Linked DNA regions of Homo sapiens: region 2 is linked to region 1. Evidence: chromatin contacts called from ENCODE Hi-C or POLR2A ChIA-PET data. All regions are on one chromosome and are shown on one strand. Each heading gives the region's core, a stretch centred on a gene start or an enhancer-like site at or near the end of the contact. The rest is flanking DNA. Distances are from core to core; before and after follow the strand shown. Region 1 has its middle 28 kb from the start of ELN. Region 2 overlaps ELN (elastin).

What was found. Hi-C counts contacts between places; a loop is a spot of excess contacts on that map. ChIA-PET counts read pairs that join two places held with the same protein, here RNA polymerase II (POLR2A).
Region 2: a map of transverse colon shows a loop between it and region 1 (23-fold over the local background). The contact joins two enhancer-like sites. A Hi-C loop is called at or near these places in 3 of 168 maps with a recorded cell type or tissue (left cardiac atrium, right cardiac atrium and transverse colon). POLR2A ChIA-PET finds 5 or more read pairs at or near these places in 6 of 52 experiments (A549, A673, AG04450 and 3 more).

Annotation. Positions count from the first base shown.
Region 1 is chr7:73,998,680-74,001,197 of GRCh38, reverse strand. No RefSeq gene overlaps it. Among named protein-coding and RNA genes, the nearest start is that of ELN, 28 kb to the left of the region's middle. RefSeq lists an enhancer at 446-946. Within about 2 kb of position 1,262, at least 8 of the 41 ENCODE cell types and tissues checked have a DNase peak (open chromatin) inside an H3K27ac peak, as active enhancers do.
Region 2 is chr7:74,042,458-74,044,975 of GRCh38, reverse strand. It overlaps ELN (elastin), which reads right to left. Exons shown (of 33, transcript NM_000501.4): 6 at 2,270-2,362; 7 at 1,942-1,992; 8 at 1,808-1,858; 9 at 1,056-1,097. Among named protein-coding and RNA genes, the nearest start is that of ELN, 16 kb to the right of the region's middle. Within about 2 kb of position 1,260, at least 9 of the 41 ENCODE cell types and tissues checked have a DNase peak (open chromatin) inside an H3K27ac peak, as active enhancers do.

The DNA.
Region 1 (2,518 bases), core at 13-2,512:
AGGGAAGGGGGCAGGGACCTGAGAAGTGTCAGGCCCCACTTTCTCGTGGTCCCAGGCTTGGGGCAGGGCAGGGCTTCCTTTTCCAAGCAAGAAACCCAGACATGTGGCTTGCCAGAGGCCGTTTTGTTTTTTGGATTTGAGAACTTATTTATATGAAAAGTCTTACCAAGGTATAAACATTCTGGGCCTTTGCACATGCTTTGGCCTCAGCTGGAATGTTCCTTCCAAGCAAGCCCCCTCTCCCACTGCGTGTCCGCCTGGTGAACTCTGGCCCCTCTCAGGGTGCAACTCCCTTCAGAAAGCTTTCTCAAACCAGCGTCCTCCCCTGCAGCCCCAGGGCGGCCGCTCTCTCCTCCGGGGACCCACAGTCCCTCCAGCCCCCTGGTTCTCATGTGACAGTCACCTCCATTTTTTCATCAGTCTTTCCTCCATGCCCCACTTGGCGGTGAGGCCTCCTCTGCCTTGGTTTCCCCTTTTTCCAGGTGCCCGGGACACAGTGGAACTCAGCACGTGTCAGGCAGATGGGTGACACGTGGATGCTCAGTTACACCTGCGGGGCTCGGGGCTGGGGCCAAGGCTATCTTCCCAGCATCGGGTCATCTGGGTTTGAGTCTGGGTGGTCTCCAGCCCCCTCCTCACCTCCCCTCCGCTACTACAGGCAGCATCCCCAGTCTCTCTGCTGCCAGAGACCTTGGTGCCCGAGTCTGCGAGGAGCTTGCTCTCTGGAGAGTCAAGACCCCAGAACCAAGATGGCAGAGGCGAGATGAGATGAAGCAGGCTCCCACCTCAGGGGGCTTGGTGACAGGGCCCAGGATGATATGTGTTGTGTTCATGTCAACTGCCCTGGGTTGGCCAGAGAGGTGGGGTCACCACGGAGATCCTGCCCCCGCCCCCGCCCCCCCCCACCCGCCGCCCCGTGAGGCTGAGCTGCTGAGCTTTGGTCTGAGAGAAGGAGCAACTTCCAGACCCTCCAGGGACCCGAGGGACGCCCCCGTGACAGCGTCGCAGGCCCTATCTCCAAGGGAGACTCTGTTCCCAGACCAGAGGCCTGCCCGGGCCATGCTGGGAGACCTTGTTTAAGCCCCAGTTTGGGAACTTGAGGGAGAGAAGGGATTTCTTTTTTTTTTTTTTCTTTTTTAATGCACGTACTTTGGTTTTTCCTTGCAACCAACTCCTAAAGCCACGACTCCACTCCCCACTTGGCAGGGATGCCCGCCTCGTGCTGTTGACCTTGGCAGTGGGTCTGCGGGGACTGGAGCTCTCACACCATAAATTCCTGTCTTCTAGGAATTCAGCCTGGGAAAGAAAAGAAACACGGAGGAGAATATTTGATTAACATTTTTCCAACGTGACCACATCACAGGGGCGTGTGGCCGGAATTCTCACCCTGGACTGGGTAGGGCGGGACTCGGCTCGTGGCCCGGCTGCTGGGGAGGGTGGGCCTGGGTTTTGGGGGGCCCTCCTGGCCTAAAGGAAGAGTGGGGTCTGGGCTGGCATTTCCCCTTGGGATCGGGGCTGAGGAGGTTCCTGGACAGAAGCTGGGCCAGGTCGGCCACCCGAAGGGTGAGCAGCTCAGGGAGCTTATCTTCAACCTCAGGACCACCAGGGATTGGACCCTGAGCTCAGGATGGACCTCAGGGGTGGGGGGCTCTGGCCTTGCCTTCACCATCTGCTCCTGACTCTGGGCAGAGCCCTCTCTGATCCCAGATTGAGTCTTTTTTTTTTTTTTTTGAGATGAAGTCTTGCTCTGTCACCCAGGCTGGAGTGCAGTGGTGCCATCTCAGCTCACTGCAACCTCCACCTCCCAGGTTCAAGCAATTCTCCTGCCTCAGCCTCCCGAGCAGCTGGGATTACAGGTGCCAGCCACCTTGCCTGGCTAATTTTTGTATTTTTAGTAGAGACAGGCTTCACCATGTTGGCCAGACTGGTCTCAAACTCCTGGCCTCAAGTGATCCACCCGCCTCAGCTTCCCAAAGTGCTGGGATTACAGGCGCGAGCCACCACACCTGGCCTACGTCTTAACTCCAACTCCAGACTGAGACCTGGCTCCAGGTCTACCGTGTCCTCTGAGCCCGGCTCATGATGACTTGTGGCCCAGACCCCAGCTGGTTTTGGGCTTCCCTCTGTTTGAGCTCTTGCACAGCAATCCTCCATACCCCCTTCACTGTCTGAGAACTTTTTTTTTTTTGAGACAGAGCCTCGCTCTGTCACCCAGGCTGGAGTGCAATGGTGCGAACTTGGCTTACTGCAAACTCTGCCTCCCGGGTTCAAGAGACGATTCTCCCACCTCAGCCTCCTGAGTAGCAGGGGTAATTTACAAGCGTGCGCCACCACGCCCAGCTAATTTTTTTTGCATTTTTAGTAGAGATGGGGTTTCACCATGTTGGCCAGGCTGGTCTCGAGTTCCTGACCTTAAGTGATCTGCCCTCCTCAGCCTCCCAAAGTGCTGGGATTATAGGTGTGAGCCACCGCGCCCAGCGCTGTCTGAGAATTTCTGACCTTTTGTCCTCAGCCTCAG
Region 2 (2,518 bases), core at 11-2,510, 44 kb before region 1:
TCATCTCTATGCTGGAGTTAATCACAAAAGCCGTCTCGACCACCCTCCGCAGAAAAGGTAAAGAGAGGGACAGCTGCTGCGCGGTGCCACTCGCCCGTAGACCAGGGAGGCCCATGCTCTCTGGGGCTCTCGCTCACAACCCAGACCCCCAAAGCAGCCATCCAGCTACAGCTGGGACCATGCCAGCGTCTTCCACCTCTCCTGTCTCCCCTGGGGCTGGGCAGCCTTGGCTTTCAGCGTAGTGGGGGAGAGAGGGAGGAAGGGCCACTCCATCAGCAAATCCCACATAACAGCCTAAATCTGGGCTTTTGGGGGAATTCAGGAGGTCACATGTTGGGTGGGGTGGTCAGGCCCTGGCAGGGGAAAGGAGGGTGAGGGGCAGCTCTTTAGGGTCTCCTGCAGGGCAGACTCATTGGGTGGCCCCTTGGTGACTCACAGCTTTTGGGAAATAGCTGGTCACACTGGGATCTGTCCTCGGGGGCCCGCCTCGGGCTGTGATGATGGTCTGTGCCTGGGATCAGGGCTTGGGTGGGGTGCAGGAAGGCTGGTTGACCTTCAGGGGATGGACGGACTGCCAGGGACCTTATGTCTGTTAGCCTGAGCTTTGGAGTTTGGGGAAATGGCTCAGGTCAGGACCCAGGGCTTCTGGTGGCCTCTGCTTTTCGGGGAGGCGAGGGGGGTACTAGGGAGGCTGAGGGGGCTGCTTTTCTTTTCCTTTTTCTTTTTCTTTGTTTTGAGACAGGGTCTTGCTCTGTCACCCAGGCTGCTGTGCAGTGGCACCATCGTAGCTCACTGCAGCCTGGACCTTCTGGGCTCAAGCAATCCTCCCACCTCAGCCTCCCGAGTAGCTGGGACTACAGGTGCACACCACCATGCCTGGCTAAATTTTTTTGTAGAGACGAGGGCCTTACTATGATGCCCAGGCTGGTCTCAAACTCCTGGCCTCAAGCCATCCTCCTGCCTCAGTCTCCCAAAGCAATGGGATTATAGGCATGAGCCACTGCGTCCTGGCTGCTTTCTTCCTATAGAGTCCCTGTTTCCCTCCTTGCTCTCACCTGGGAGCACGCCACCTGGGTATACACCTGGCAGCCCCACACCTGTGGCCAAAAGAAAGCAAAGTTACTAGCAGCAGCTCAGCCTCCAGGGACCCCTCCCCAGCCCTTCCCACCCAGGCAGCTCCAAGGCCCTCAAACCCACAGCCTCTGTGCCCGACAGGGGCAGCCAGGGACAGACGTGGGGTGGCCACAACCCTCCTCCCACGAGTTTCGGAAGTCATCTGCAAACTCTTCGGTGTGTGGATTTATCTCCGTCTCCTGGAGCCTGTTTACATGGCTGGGCCAGCCCACCTCTGGCTAACAGCTTCCAGATGTCCCTCCCTGCTGCGTAGACTCAGGCAGTCTTTTGTTTAACCTGAAGTCACTTCCTAAAGGGCTTGGTGGGGCAGAACGAGTACCAGATGGGGAGTCAGAGGACACGGGGCTCCCCCAGCTCTGCCGGGACTCGCTGCAGGCCCTTCCACACTGACTCGCCTCTTTGAGCCTCAGTTTCCCCATCTGTCGCCCGACAGCCTGCCACAGAGCCCGTCTCTTTCTACCCCAAGATCCCGGGAGAAGGGCCCGGGAAGTGGGCCAGGCCCCTCCTCCCCATTTCACAGACGCAGGCACCAGCCTGGCTAGTTTCTCTGCCCGACTGAAGCCAGGCCCTGCCCTTCCTCCCCAAGTGCAGTGGCATGGAGAGGGCTCTGTTCCTCCCTGCCCTCTGCCCCTCCCTGCCCTCTGTCCTCCAGCCCCAGGGATTCCGCACTGACCCGGCACTTTCCCAGGCTTCACTCCGGCTCCAGGCTGAGGAACCACCGCACCTGGCACAGAAGGGGCTGCATCAGAGTTGGCTCCACCCAGGCCTGCAACTTTGACCCAGGGAGTTCGGGGATAGCCATCGTACCTGCAGACACTCCTAAGCCACCAACTCCTGGGACACCACCAAGCCCAGCGCCTGCAGAGCCAGGACAGGTGAGGCATTGCGTAAGGAACAGTGGGGAGGCAGAAGGGCCCGGGGCTGCATGCTGAGGGCCCAGCATTGAGGTCTGGCCCCGTTACTAACTCACCTTCAGACTGGGCACAGCTAGCTGCCTCCCTGAGCCCCAGTAGATTGCAACTGACAATCCCACCCACCCGGCTCCCAAGCCTGAGTTGAGGGAAGGTTCTTTGCAAAGCGGAGGGCCCCACGGAAGCCAGAGGGCTTGTGGCATGTCCCAAAGAGCACCACTCACCAGCCTTAGCAGCTTTATAGGCTGCAGCAGCGTCAGCCACTCCACCAGGCACCAGAGCCCCCGGAAAGGTAACTGCGGGGAAGGCGCCGAGCCCTGCGGAGGGGAGGATGGGGTGAGGTCCTGAGCTACCACACCTATGAAGACTCCTACGCTCTGGCCCTGCCTGGCTGTGCCCCACTCAGGAAGCACATTGGAGGCTCTTCCGCTCTCTGCCAGACATCAATGCCTGCAGGACATCCATGTGAGCAC